2 separate regions of the Homo sapiens genome follow, and region 1 is linked to region 2. Evidence: read pairs that join two places in POLR2A ChIA-PET (ENCODE). Cell type or tissue: PC-9. All regions are shown on one strand.

Region 1 (8,000 bases), 500 kb before region 2:
TGATAGGTGCTGTTAGTGACTCCTTTGAATCTGGACTTCTCTGTATGTCTCATATAATAAAAAATAAAATTGGCTTTTATTTTTTTAAATTTGGAAGGTAACTAAGGGCTGAAAATTATACTTCTTAGAAGTATAGCTAAAACCTGAAGAAAAACTTCCAAGCTCTCCTTCAAAACTGCTCAGGTATTATGGAAAGAACATTTGGATTTGAGTTTAAAGATGTGAGTGAAATCAGGATCCAAATATGCAATTGTTAACTATAAGAAGATGGCTAGATTTCTTTCTATATGTGAAAACCCCTATTAGTTAATTCCTTGCCCCTACAGCATGCCACTAATACTCACCATAGACACTTCTTTCTTCAAAGTAAAACTCTGTTTTTGTTCAGGTAGACAATGTGTTAAGCCCAAAAGACGTATCATAATTGGTCTAAGAAAGTCATGACTAGCATACTCACCCTTTCCAGAAATTCTCTTTTTAGCCTCTCTTGCAGCTACGGATGAGCATGTGACCCAATTTTGATCAATGGAATATTAGCAGAAAATCGATGAAAGATTTCTAGAAATTTTTCCTTCCACATAAAAGGAGAGAGCTACCCTAGACAATTTCCTTCTGGCATCCCTTCTTTCCTTTTTTCTACTTTGAGTAGAGAAGCTATCTAAACCTATGACAACCATCTTGCTGCCAGCGGGTGAAAAACAAGAGGACGAACACTCACTGACAATGGCAGAGCAAGCAAACAGAATGATTGTGGGTCACCACAGAACCCCTGTGCCATCTCCACGCTGATTTCATCCAGGTATCTTGTTTTCTATGATAACTTAATATTTTTTCTTTGCTTATGGCATGGTGAATAGGGGTTTCTGTTACATGTATCTAATATTTGGGTTTCTTAGTTCAGAGGAAGTACCTAGTGAATTGGTTGTAATTTAATAAATTCTTATAAATTGTTTGTTTAAAAATATGTACTTTCTGCCAGGTAACTAAGCCTACATTTTAAAAAAATTGCTAGTTTTTGGATTTTTTTGGCATATTAGTATTTTCATTTGTATTATGTACAGTGGTTATTTGTTGATGTGACTACTTCATGATAATTCCTCAAGAACATTTCTGAACATTGCCCTCAAGGTCCATAACTTTGTGGAAAAATAGCTCATAAGGAAATTGCTTTTTAAAATTAATAGATATGGTAGAAACAAATACAAGAAATCCAATGCTTTCTAGGTACAGCAGTGGGAACAACATAGGAGTGGATTAAAAGTATTGCGATCTGATCCATTTGAGAGTTGGGGTAAATTTGTAAGGAGATTTGTGTGTGTGTGTGTGTGTGTTTTTGTATGGGACTCTTACTACATATTATATAGGTTTTAATGGTAGGAAAATAATAGTTCAGTGAAAAAAACTCTGTGTATCCAGAGTTCTGTTTATATGAGATGGTAAAATCTGATTAAGTTTTCCACTAAAATAGATATTAACAACAATTTCTAATCTGAGTAATTCTATTTTCAGTTTTCCTTGTGAATTTCTGGATTTAAATTATTTTTCTGCAAAATCACCATCATAAGTTTTCCACGTTTTTCTTCAAAATATGTGTAACAAAATAAAGATCCTGAAATATACCATCTACAGCCTAAGAACACCAAAATCACATAGAAGAGTAAAGCCCAGGTACATAGACCCTGCGTGATCTCCCATCTACAAATCCATGCTCCACTTTTTTCAGTACCTCCAAAGTCTCCTGTCTGGTACTTTCACATTCTATAAGGCATAATTCAATTTTTTTCATCACCCAAAGTGACGATTGCTTTGAAGTCTTTCTCCATCTTGTCATCATGTCTACATTTTTCTACAGTAATTAAAACTAACATTGTGTAGAATTATATTATCCATTTTAACTTTCCTAGCGAACTATGAGTTTCCTGAGAACAAGGCCAATTTTTCCTTCTCGCCTTCCCCCAATTCCTAGTTCGCTGTTTTTTATGTTCCTTGAGGGCAGCATCACTTTTACTGACCACAAAATGTGTGAAATAATGTTTTATATAAGCTATCACAAAAAATTAACCTTTATCTTACTTTGATTTAACACTTGGGGTGCAAGGAATGGAGAGTTAGCTCCTTTCTATTTTAAGATCACCACGTTCTCTTGAAAAGGCAAAGGGAATAAACGTGATAGGCAAGATAAAATACAGTAGTGAAAATGTCCCCCTCTCCTTATAGTCCACATCACATATCCATTGAATGTGTGACCTAGTACTAGAAAACCAGAAAGGCAAGGCAGTGGACACAGAAGAAGCCATCAGAGGGAGTAAACCGGATTTCCAAGAAAGTGTGCATGTGCGTGGGTTTTAGATGCACAGAGGTGTGTGTAAAAGAGTAAACCTGTGTGACAGCTGCATTAAAGATAAAGATCTTGAGGAGTTTAGCAAAAGAAAAAAAGATAAGGTTATAGAGCAGTCATAGATGCAAGTGATCAATTTCTACTTAGAGTGTGGGAAGAATTTAAAAGTGGCTTTCAAGAAGATATGGTGCAGGCAATACACTTCTCCTTTTATAATTTTTCAAGAGACTTAGCTGCCTTAGTTTATTTGAACTGCTATAACAAAAATGCCATAAAATGGGTGGCTTATAAGCAACAGAAACTTATTTCTCACAACCTAGAGGCTGGGAATTCCAAGATCAAGGTGCCAGCAGATGTTGTCTGCTGAGAGACATCTTCCAATTCATAGATGTCATCTTCTATGTCCTCACATGTTGGAAAGGGTCATTTAGCTTTCTGTGTCCCTTTTATAAGGGCACTAATCTCATTCATGACAGCTCCACTGCCGTGACTTAATCACCTGCCAAAGGCCCACCTTTTAACACTATCATATAGGAGACTAGATTTAAATGTATGGATTCTGGGTATCACAAATATTCAGGTTATAGCACTGAGGTAATGATTTAAATTCCTTTTCAATAACTTTTGGCTGTAAGGCTGGTGTTTTTTTGATTATGACTTAATGTGTGAAGCTGGCTTTAATGTTCAACCCAGCTTTATTTGGAATCCACAAAGATAAAGTATAAGACGGTAATGGATTATGCAAGGTCAGCATTTTGAGGGGCCACTTGGCCTCATGCAGTTGTAAAATACTTCAACTGATGTATAGCTATAGCGAAGGGTTCTTGTTACAAATTTGTTAAGTGACAGCACTGCTTGCAAAAAGAATCAGTTCTATAAACATAGAAAGAAATAAGCACATCATGCTTATTTTAGGGTATAATATTATTAGTTAAATGCTGTAAAAACTAAAATGATTGTTAAATTGAATTAATAAAAGATTCAATGAAGCTTAAAAATGACTTTCTGTCCTGATTTTGACACAACCCTGTGTTCTAGAAAATAATTCACTTCTCTAGGTTTCAGTCTCTTCATCTTAACTTATATATTAAATATAACTAAATATAATAAATGAAACCAAATATATTCAAATATTTAGTAATAAATATTTAGTAATAAATTTCGTTAGCACTTAAAGTCAGTTTCCTTTCAGGGCTACAATTTTATAATTGGATAAGTGAATCGATAACTGAAAATAGGAGAAAATAGTTCAAGAGTAAAAATATTCTCTCAGATGCCATGTATCTTCCATCTTATGTATACCAAAATGCTGCTAAAGTACAATGAATATTTGTAGCATCTATGTGAATTAACCAAGTTAGCCAAACTTTAGGTACTGTGGTTAGTTAGAATATGTAAATTTCAAATAGCAAAATAAAAAAATAGTTTTCTGTTCACAGAGAGCAACAAAAAATAGGTGCGATATGCACATATAAAAAAGCTTTTTTTTTTTTAAATCAGCAGATGGACCCCTATATTTTAGAACATATCCACAATGGGATGTGTATATGTTTTTAGCAAGATGTGAAGCAATGCACAAGAGTATAAGTTACCAAATGTGTATTATACTACGGTATACTCTTTAGCACCTTCTAGTTTTTAAAAAGTCCCTTAATAAGAACCTGTGATATGCTATTACTGTAAGTAAATTGATTTCAAGGGAGTAAGTAGTTCAGTAGACTCCATAGTTTATAGTTCCCTAATAATCATTAAGTACTTAAAATATCTGGTATAGTTTACATAAACAACCATTTAACCTAAGTGTGTGCATGTGTGTATCCTTTAATTTTTTTCATTATATTTAAGAAGAAATCAATATCTAAAATGACCATACAGATGGGTCATATTTAACCAATGACTTAAATATTCTGAGAGTACCCATAGGGTTATATAGGCCTGAGTTAATTACTACCTCTGGCCTTAAACTGTACTCCAGTGGCTTCTAAGTTTATTCAGGTCCCAAATTTTCCCTTTTTGAAGTAAGAAAATACCTTTTTCAACATGTATTTTTTTGAACTGGAAAGGAGTTTAGTTAATGCTAACATTTAATGTTTAATATATGCAATGCTACATCTTCAACCATGTATAATGTGATTATTTTTACAAGGAGATTAGAAAACCCCTAGGTTTATTGCTAAATTGCTGAGGATAGCATTTTTGGATTAAAATCCAACCCCAAAAAACAAAAGACATTACTATGTCAAGATCGCTCAGGATCCGATATGAAATTAGTTTGTAGTTCCATTCAATTCCTGGTGAATAGTCCTATATGTCAACAATTGTGAAAACCAAGGTGACATTAACTGGAATTCAGTGTGGGTGCCAGGTCTTAGTCCACTTAACTATTTTTTGTGTTCCAGACTTATTCCTTCTAAACCCAAATAAATAACATTTGTATTATACTGACATCCTCTTTTGCAGAAGTTCACAGAGTTCTACAGACTTCTTTTATTTAGTTTTATGCAGAGGATATATAAATGATATTAAGGGAGAAATTTATCAGTTTTGTGGGATATTGATGGGCCAATCAAAGAATCCAGCCTCCTTGTTCTCAGTCACACTAAGACTCGGTAACAGTGTTTACCCAGATAACAATCTCTTCATTTTTACAGATGAAGGCAGAAAAGGAGTTTAAAGTAAACCAAAGCAGAAGTAGAATGTCCTGAGTACATTCATGTTAATCCAGGGAGCAAGGTAAAGCTGTCACTTTCATTATTCACATGACCACGAAAATAAATTGTATTTTTTTTTTTTTACAAATTCTATTCTTCCAATGTGATATTAATTATAACTATAGGCATTTACCTTTATGGTGAATCTATTTGTTCCACTAAATGATCCATAGGCCTCCTACTATGATGGAGACAAAAAGATCTTGAATACAAAATTCAATCTAATTATTGGCTATGAAACTAAATGTTTATATTATCTCATTTACACATAAGTTTGTCAGCTCTACATTACCTATTCCACAGAGGCCTTACAAAGTCATGGAAGATAGCAGATGTAAACTTCTATTTTATTTATTTATTAAACTTGTATTTTAAATTCAGAAGGTGCATGTGTGCATTTGTTACCTGGTATATTGCATAATGATGAAGTTTGGGGTATGCATGACCCCATCACCCAGGTACTGAGCATAGTACCTAATAGTTTTTTAACCCTTTCTCCTCTCCCTTTCTCCCCTCTAGAAGTCCCCAGTTTCTATTGTTGACATCTTCATGACCATGAGTACTTAATGTTTAGTTCCAAAATCTGATGGAGTGACTTTATAATCGCTGATCCTTATAAGTGTCTATTTGTATATTTAGACAGTCCACTGGACTATCACAGTCTACAGTTTGCTGTAATTATCATTGCAAAAAAAAAACCCCGGTTTACCAACAGTCCTGCTGTATTTATTTTGCCTGGTACACAACTGGGATTCCTAATACTTGCAACTCCTCTATTAGAATGTAAGCACTTTGAGGGATGATTCTTTATGCATAACATCAAAAATTACCTATTTCATAAGAAAACCTTCACACATATATGGTGAAAACAATAATCGTTGAAAACTGGATTTCCTTGTAAAGCCTTTCTTTCTTACTTTTAAAATAATATAGGTCCATGATTCTTTAGTCAAATGCTCTTGACCTATTTCAAATATGAGAAAGGAAATTACATGTATTTGTATTTATAAAGAAAGCATTGCATTTAATTTTATGATATAATACATGTGCAAAAAAAAGAAGCAACAGTTTACTTTTGTGTACTATTTGGAATAGCAATTAAATTTTTTAGCAATTAAAATTTTAAGGTAGATTACTTGACTTTAAAATTATTTAGAAAATCATATATGGTGCTTTTCAATTGAAAGACATGAAATGTACAGCTAAATAGATCTCCACATTTTAAAACTTAAGTGAGCTAGTATGTATTTTGAAGGACAGCAAAATGATTTAATGTCAGCATACACAGAGCTATCTACTGAAAAAATATGCTACCACAAAAATAAGAAAGTACATTTTAAAACCATGTAATTGCCATCAAACTAAGAAGTTAGAAGTTACTTGTTTAAAGTTGAATCTAGCTCGATATAAAGAGTCTATATTCCAATTCTGAAGCACTCATTTTTTTAAATATGGCATTCAGAATAAGTAAGACATGGTGTACACATGTAAATAATGTATCGACAACAGATTGAGTTTTTATAGGTCTTGGCTCCCTTTACAATCGTGTCATGAGAATAAATCACATGATGTCACTTTTGCTTCTTACAAGTCTCCTCTGAAAATGAAGCATCAAAGTCTAATATTCTTTCTTGTATAAATGCTCTCACTTTTTAATGTTTTGAAGAACAAGAATAAGCTAGAGAAAATCCAGCTGTCTTTTACAGACCTCTAATAATGCCAGGAAATGAAGAGTGTGTGGTTATTTTTCAGCCCATATTCCTCTACCACACAGCACCACACTAACAGTTACCTGCTAAAAGGTGAAGGAAGAAAGAAATTTGCTGGAGATTGGATCCAGAAAATATGTTTTCAACAAAAATTTCCAGTGCTTTGGGGGACATTATCAAGAGTGCCAAATACATTTAGACATTACTGAATCTTAAATCTTTGTTGATGCTTTTAAATAAAATAAATTCATTTATAAATATTCAAAAATGTTTACAATACTTCAAAGTGTAATGTTGCATTAAAAATATATATTTGAATTGCTAAGTCTGTGCTGTAGTTTCAGAAATTACTTAGAAGTAGATATTACTGGAAACTGTCTGCTTTGGAGATTTTTTAAATGGCTCTTTAATTCGTTTTCGAATTAGAGAACATGTTTTACTATCCATAAAAATACCCAAATGTGTACCCATTTTCAATTTTAGGACTTCATTGCAAAACAAAATATAGAATAAATAAAATCTGAATTCTACATTTTAAGAAGTCTGATTTCATTGTATGTAACAGAAACAAAGGTAATAAAATAAATGAAATTGCTCTTTACATTATTATCATTCAGAACAGTAGAGCCAGAATAAATAGATGCATAACATATTGAGATAAAATGTAAATTCAATCTTAAACTTAAAGTTAACCTTAATTGACTTGATGCCTCACGTTATTCTGAGAAATCTCAATGGACTAAGCCATGGATAAATGAGAAATCAAAGCAGAAATGTTTTCTAAGCAACACTACTGATCATTTTCAAAAGACACAATTTCAAAATTAGATAATTCACTTTTGTTAATTTGAGGAGTTGTTCCTAAATTAGAACTCAATTTTCTCCTCTGCACATACAGCATTGACTCTTGACAGTATCAATGATTCTTCAATAAATGGACAGGCAACTAACTCTCAGGCAATAACTTGGTGCATTTCTGCCTGAAAACATTATTCATATAGAATAAAAATGAGAATGGCACAAGTTGATATCCAGTACATAATGTACACTTCATCTAATCTTCTGTCATATTTCACATCTGTAATGCTGGGAAAACTCATTATTCAACAGCAATGCATGTGTAAAACCAAATTAAACGTGATTCCTTGATCTTACTGAGATATTTCAATATACATTCTTCCCTTGGTGGCCACTGTCCCAGTGGGCTTTACCTTCAAAGAGTTTATAATCTAATTGCAACAG
Region 2 (8,000 bases):
TGTGTTGGACATTTAATTCCCAATGCAACGGTGTCAAGAGGTGAGACCGTTAGCAGGTAATTAGATAATGAGATGATCTGTCCTCATCAATGGATTAATGATATTATCATGGGAGTTGGTTACTTATCATGCGAGTAAGTTCCTAATAAAAGGGTGAGTTCAGATCTCTTCCTCTTTGCTCCTGCACTCTCTTGCCCTTCTGCCTTTCAACATGGAATAATCAGCATGAAGACCCTCACCAGATGCAGGCAAGCTGACACTGGATTTCCTGGGTTCCAAAACTGTGAAAAATACATTCTTTCCTTTATAAATTACCCAGTCTATTGTAGTCTGTTATAACAACACTAAATGGACTGATATTTTCTTAACCTCAAAAAGGGTCAGATCTGAGGACATTAGCTGACAGGGTGAGGATACATGCACCGGAAGATTTTTTAAAATGAGTGTTTGAGGATTTTATTATCTCACCAATCCAACAAATTCTGGAACCTCCTTCCCAGTACTCTTGTTACATGAAGGCTTAACGTTCTTACTGTTTAAGCAATTTTGAGTTGGGTGTGGTGCTACCTTAGCTGAAAAGGTTCTAATTAATATTTTCCTGCATTGAAAAGCCATGTGTATTTCTTACCTGTTTTCACTTTAGAGCCAAGGTCGTGGAACTTTGAGAAGAAATGTTGAATCCCTGCCCTCAGAGAGACCACACTTTCCTCCAAATAACTGTTGTTGAGGCTGCTAAAGAGCACATTCTGAAAGAATATGGACATTCTTAGGTAATAAATTTGAAATCAGGAATTCCCATCAAACTTTGTTAACTATACAGTTATTTTTAAATGTTACAGAGTGACTACTGTTGAATTAATTAGACTAAATTTGTATAACTGTATAGAAGGTGTAGAATTATCTTTATATATACATAGTATTATACATTTTTTGTCTTACAAACACTATAGACTAATCTATAATCTGTGTCAATATTATGCATGTAGTGAGATTTAGAATCTAGAAGCTTCACCAATTTTTCAGAGAGCAACTCAGAAACTACAAACTTTCTTGTTAGAACAGATGGGTTTTTTAAATTGATGTTGTAGTGCATAATTCTACCTCTGTTGAATCATTTTAACAAGAAAGTGTTTTAAATGTTCCACCAGTTGGCTGGTCAAATTAATATCAGGCACCAGTTAAGATATACATCACAAGCATAAATCTATCTAGTGACCCATGAGCAAGTAAAACTATATCTGCAAAAGAGTCTTTCTAGAAGAGAAGGTCACAAATATATCTTAGAAAGTAATATGAAAATGAAAGTTTCATATTGGTTTCAATTTCCAGCCAGTGATAATTATAATATGACACAGGTCTATCTTAAATATAGTCATCTGAATATTTGAAACAAATAACAAAAGAACGAAAGCAATTAAATTCTCGAATTTTAGTGTTCAAAATGTCCTGAAGGAAAATGTACTGTCTCAATACTAGATTTAAACTAGGTTAAATAAGTGGATTGGCTGGGCGTGGTGGCTCATGCCTGTAATCCCAGCACTTTGGGAGGCCAAGGAGGGTAGATCAAAAGGTCAGGAGTTCAAAAACAGCCAATATGCTAACACCCCATCTCTACTAAAAATACAAAAGAATTAGCCGGGCATGGTGGCATGCACCTGTAGTCCCAGCTATTCTTGAGGCTGAGGCAGAAGAATCGCTTAAACCCAAGAGATGGAGGTTGCAGTGAGCCGAGATCATGCCACTGTACTCCAGTCTGGACAACAGAGCTAGACTCCATCTAAAAATAATAATCATCATTATAATCATAAGTGGATTGATGACATTTTCTAGTCACATATTTGTTGTTCATTGGTTTAATAGTGTACAAACATATTTAGAACATTATAAGTATTACCCCTCATCAGCAGCCAAAAAGTTTTACATCCAAATAATTTTAGTAAAGAACAATGTAGTTTATTCATTTAATTCCAATGTAGCTCATATCTTTTTGGTGCTTTTATTTTTAGTTGACATGTAATAATTGTGCATATTTATGGGATACAGAGTGATATTTTGATACATGTAGAAAATGTATAGTGATCAAATCAGAGTAATTAGCATGTCTACCACCTCAAACATGTATTCTTTCTTTTAGCTTTTCAAAAATATACAGTAGATTATTGTTAACCATATTTACCCTACGTTACCATAGAAAACTAGAACTCATTTCTCCTATGTAGCTGTCATTTTGTATCCATTAACCAACTTCTACCTATCCTCCTCTCCGCTATCCTTCTGATCTTTTAATAATCACAATTCTACTCTCTACTTCTACAGCTCCCTCATGAGTAAGAATATGCAGTATCTATCTTTCTGTGCCTATCCTACTTCATGTAACATAATGTCCTCCAGGCTCATATATGGTGCTGACAGTGACAGGATTATATTCATTTTTATGGCTGAATATTACTCCATTGTATATATAACACATTTCTTTATTAATTATCCGATGGGCATTTAGGTTGATTCCATACCATGGCTAATGTTAATAATGCTGCCATAAATATGAGGTGCAGCTATCTCTTTTACATACTGATTTTTTTTAGTTGAGCATGGTGGTATGCATCTGTAGTCCTAGCAACTTGGGAGGTTGAGGTGGGAGGATCACTTGATCCCAAGAATTCAAGGCTTATGTGAGCTATGATGGCAGTGAGCTATGATGCATTCCAGCCTGGGCAAAAGAGCAAGACCTTGTTTGTAAACAAAAAAAAAAAAAAAACAAAAATAATACACTGATTTCCTTTCCTTTAGATAAATACCCAGTAGTGGGATTGCTGTACCATATGGTAGTTCTAGTTTTACGGGAAACCCCATAATGTTTTTCACAGTGAATACAAAAACTACATGCCCACCAACAATGTATGAGTTCCCTTTTCCCCATACTCTTGCCAGCATTTATTTGTCTATTCAATAACAGCCATTCTAACTGGGTAAGATGATATCTCATTTTTGTTTTGATTTACATTTCTCTGATGATGAGTGATGTCGAGAATATTTTATATATTTGACTATTTGTATGTCTTCTTTGGAGAAATGTCTATTTAGAATCTTCCCATATTTAATCAGTTTCTTTGTGGGTTTTTTGTTTGTTTTTGCACTGTTGTTTGAGTTCCTTGCAAACTTTGGATATTAGTCACTTGTCAGATGAATAGTTTGCAATTTTTTTTCTACTCTACAGGTTGCCTCTTCATTCTGTTGATTGTTTCCTTTACTATGCAGAAGCTTTTCAGTTTGTTATAGTCTCTTTTGTCTATTTTTGTTTTGTTGCTTGTGCTTTTGAAGGGTTACCCATAAAATCTTTGCTTAGACCAATGTTCTGAAGCATTTCCCCTGTTTTCCTTTAGTTGTTTTATAGTTTTGGGTCTTATGTTTAAGTTTTTAATCCATTTTGAGTTGACTTTTATATATATCATGAGAGATAGGGATATACTTTCATTCTTATATATATGAGTATCTATTTCTTTCAGCACTGCTTCAGGGTATACTTTCCTCAATTGTGTTCTTGGTGCCTTTGGAGAAAATCAGTTGGATATAAATACTCGGGTCCCTGTTGGTTCCCTGCTGAAGTCTCGCATTTTCCTTTAGACTTTCTATTCAACATGTGGTCATCTACTCACGGTTTTTGTCTTTCTTTGTGGAAGAGGTGAGTGCGGGGCACGTCTAGTCAGCTGTCTTGCTGATGTCTCCCACTGTAGCTCATTTCAAAGACCATATTATATAAAGGGAGCCTTTTAAGTTAAACTATCCATGATTACTGCTTCCACAGTAATTTTACTAAAATTAAATAAGGATGCGGCACTATTCACAACAGCAAAGACTTGGAACCAACCCAAATGTCCATCAGTGATAGACTGGATTAAGAAAATGTGGCACATATACACCATGGAATACTATGCAGCCATAAAAAGGATGAGTTCATATCCTTTGTGGGACGTGGATGAAGCTGGAAACCATCATTTTCAGCAAACTATTGCAAGGACAAAAAACCAAACACCGCATGTTCTCACTCATAGGTGGGAATTGAACAATGAGAACACTTGGACACAGGAAGGGGAACATCACACACTGGGGCCTGTTGTGGAGTGGGGGAATGGGGGAGGGATAGCATTAGGAGATATACCTAATGTAAATGTGAGTTAATGGGTGCAGCACATCAACATGGCACATGTATACATATGTAACAAACCTGCACGTTGTGCACATGTACCCTAGAACTTAAAGTATAATAAAAATAAAAAATAATAAAATTAATAAATAAATAAAATTAATAAATAAATAAAATTAAATAAGGAACTTTTGAACTTTCAACCCTATCCTATGGGCTAACTAGGAACTTACCAGTAAGTTACAAGTTCTGTTTTATATAAATTGGAAAGAGAAGTAGGGACAATTTGTAGGCTTGGACTCCTCTGGGAATGCTGCTGGTTACCAGTCGGCTGGTGGATCTGTTGGGTTGAAAGTATGAGGAAAAGTATATCACTTCCAAGATTTTCTGCTTATATCCTTATTAATTTCTTCTAACATAATTACTTTATTATAGTGTAATTATTGAAGACTAGTGATCCACCAAGAACCATCATCTCTTTTCAGCAATTTATTCACATAGACTTACATCTTTCTAATTGTGTAACTGATTTTAACAAGTGTACTTTGATATATTTGCTGATGGCTACATGGGCAAACTCAGTGTCAAGTGGTATAGTAATGAATTCATTATACTGATATCTGGGATAAGAAGTAGTCAGTCTAGAGTAGGTCTATGCTGTGGAAACAAGCATCCCCAAAGTTTCCATGGTTTAACAAAACAAAGATTTTTTTTTTCTCCCCAGTACCTATTTTGTTATAGATTTGGGCAAATGTTGATAACAATCAGGGCCCAGCAATGCTGACTGTACTGCTCTTATAGCACTCATCTCAGCAGGAGGACTTGCCTGTTGTCCCCTCAGCAGAGGAGACAGCTGGAGAGTTGTGAACTTGCTTTTTCAAGCTTGGGGTGGGGGTGATATATCACTTATACCCACAGCCCATAGGCCAGAACTCATCACATGGTCCCAGGTAAATAGAAGGGCACAGGGACATGGCAGTGCAGATAGAGCATTTGGCAGTTGCAATTGTCTCTGCCATAGTGGAAGTCTAAAACTGTTCATGATTCATAGTGACAACAACAGCAAAACATTTCTGCTAACATTCCAGAAAAGAGTTGTGAATGGAGAACAGGAGAAACTAACTGAGATATAACCAACTCAGATGTTACCAGTTATCACTTAGCAGATTGAAACTCATTTCATATTGATTTATCATCTTCCACACCTGCAAATAAATTGATTTTTAGATTCAGAGAGTCAAGAAATGTTAAAAAGCCAGATGTTAAGTATAAGTTAATTCTCCATGTGTCTTTATAGACCCCTCTTTTTTCCACTTTTCATTTACACTGCATTAATAGAAAAAAACCATCAAATAAAAGTTCCCTCTATTTTGAAAAGCATATATTTGGTTAATAAGTTTAATAAATCATGACTTTTAAACCCTTAATATAGCTTATAATTATTATGACCCGGCACTATTCTCCACAGGTGAGAAACTTGAGGAGGGCCACCGAGTTTAAATGACTATTATTTCTCTTGCTTGAACTTAAAACACACAGAGGGCTCCATGTCTTCTGAGTTCAATTCCTGTGTTCATATCTTGCTTCCTTTGTCCTGTATTTTGAAAATAGCCCTATATTGTGTTCTGTCTTACCCACTAGACAAAGGGCTTCATAAGATCAAGTGACCTGGATATTTGGTATGTGCTTGATCTGCATTGTAGGGATTACTGCCTTATATAGTCCAAAGGTCTAAGGAAGCACCAGGGATGCATTCACACTTATGTACACACTGATGTCATCAGATCTAGGTTCAATATTTTGGGAAGATACATAATATTCACTACAGAATAAAATCCACACCACAATTCTAATTCCCTAAATAAGATTATTTTCTAGAGCAAATCAGTGATGACAAAAAGAGGGGAAACAGAGGAAGGGAAGAGACAGTTCTAGGCATGATGCTTACACAATATTGTTTAATATTCACAACAGCCATATTTATAAATGAGCTAACCGGCTCAGAGAAGTTCAGTAACTTTCCAAAGTCACTTAAATTTGAGATTTGATCCCACATCTACCTGACTTCAAACTGTGTATTTCCCCAATTCCATAATGACTCAATACAATGAGAATATTTAGTATGTTAGTAAATAAAAATATTGTGAAAAATGGCATGTCCCACTTCCCCATTCCTTTCTCCTTGATGTGTTATTTACTTTTACATCAGGCAGGAATTGAATCCACCATTGCAGCAGTAAGTCCATCAGTTGATTTGCTTTATTAAATAAGATTGTAGTGCATGAGGGTCACTGATCAAATAATTCCCCTAGAGCTGGCCTCTGCAGTTTTCTTCTTTGGCTGGAAAAAGTCAGAGGGCAGAGCTGTCCTCATCCTAGGTAAACACATTTTTGGGAAATCACAGAGTTTAGGAAAATAGTAACCTCTCTTAAATGCATACCCAAATACTCTAAAAAGGAATATGTTCTGGTATTAACAGGAGAGAGGACACCCTTCTTTCTTCTGTGATCTTTTAGCTCCCTTTGCATTCCAGAAAACTCTCTGGGGGTAGTTTATTTCCTGTTTCTTCACTGGATGTCAGAGACATTTCTGATACCACAGACACTTCAAATATTTATTTATGTATTCATTCGCTAAATATATATTTATTGAATAAATATTTATTGGATTTTCAAATGCCAGAAACTTCAGGTATTGTGTACAACTGAGAATATATGTATTCCTCTCTTTCAATTTACAGTCAGGAAAAGGAGGCAGATAAAGACAGCATGAGGGCAGAGGAAAGAGCAGTTATTTCCTCTCCATCTCTTAAAATATGATGAACGAGATGAACAGATTTCAATGTTCCATTAGAATTTGCAACTTGAGGATATTGGGACAAAGATCACATCCAGAATCTTTTATTGGAGCAGTCTGCATTCTCCTTCTGCTCTCCCATCTTGGATTATCCTTGAGGCCAGAGGAGCAAGCCAAACTCTCTGCTCACTACCCACATGATTGCTACCAAGTTTGCATGAAATCTCATGTTTGTGATTCCGTCTAAGTAGCATGTTTTTTCCAGGCAGTAAAACTTGTTACCGATTTGGTGGAATAGGGATGAGACCAAGACAAAAATGTTTTATGTGTATTTTTAGGCTGAATGAGAAGTGGTGAGGTAGAAAGGCAGGCAGAAGGTGGCTTAAATTAAGGAAGACATTTTCTGATTACTGTCTCTGGGTAAAAATTGAATGCACTTCCCATGAGTCAACTATCCCTTTGTTTACCTGGGCACAAGCTGGATGCTCATCCAGCAGGGATGTTGTCAAAGGGTTTCAAGTTTTAGACAGAGAATTAGACTAGATAACTTCTAAGCAGTTATCTATCTTAAAATGCATAGAATTAGAAAATCAAGGAGTCCTAGTACATTACAGATTTAGGAAAACCTTTTCTCACTAGTACAAATGAAATATATTTTATTTAAAATTTGGGAGTGAAAGCATAATGCATTTGAAAGAATGCAGATATATTTCACTGAATTGGGAATCTCAAAGTATACAAAATGCTAAATTAAATATATTCAATAATCAAAATATCGCCTCATATTTTGTGTTGATATTTGCAACTTGATTGAAGCAGGAGCCTGGTTTTAATTGGAAAATTTGACAAACGAACTACGTTTAAAAATGTGGTATTTTTTTGACATTCTTCAATCAAGAGGTAAAATTTATGTCCTCTTCCCTTGAAACTGGGTGGGCCCTTTTGGCAGGCTTGACAAATATAATGTGATCAAAGTAATGTTGTGTGACTTCTGAGGCTAACCAAGAAAAAGCCACACACATTTGGTGTTTTGGGACAACGGGCCTGGTGGCAGCACAAA

Evidence for each region. ChIA-PET counts read pairs that join two places held together with the same protein. Peaks named below come from ENCODE experiments on the same cell type or tissue, not always from the same donor. Only the 100,000 strongest peaks of a DNase experiment are listed, where the experiment ranks them.
Region 1: POLR2A ChIA-PET joins it to region 2 with 10 read pairs; 2 of 35 experiments call an interaction of 5 or more read pairs at or near these places.

Annotation. Positions count from the first base shown.
Region 1 is chr2:142,091,321-142,099,320 of GRCh38, forward strand. The region is part of intron 1 of LRP1B (LDL receptor related protein 1B); the gene reads right to left. Among named protein-coding and RNA genes, the nearest start is that of LRP1B, 36 kb to the right of the region's middle. In PC-9, no CTCF peak of the experiment used is centred here; no DNase peak of the experiment used is centred here.
Region 2 is chr2:142,593,845-142,601,844 of GRCh38, forward strand. No RefSeq gene overlaps it. Among named protein-coding and RNA genes, the nearest start is that of KYNU, 280 kb to the right of the region's middle. In PC-9, no CTCF peak of the experiment used is centred here; DNase peaks (open chromatin) are centred at 2,707 and 3,097; H3K27ac peaks cover 971 bases.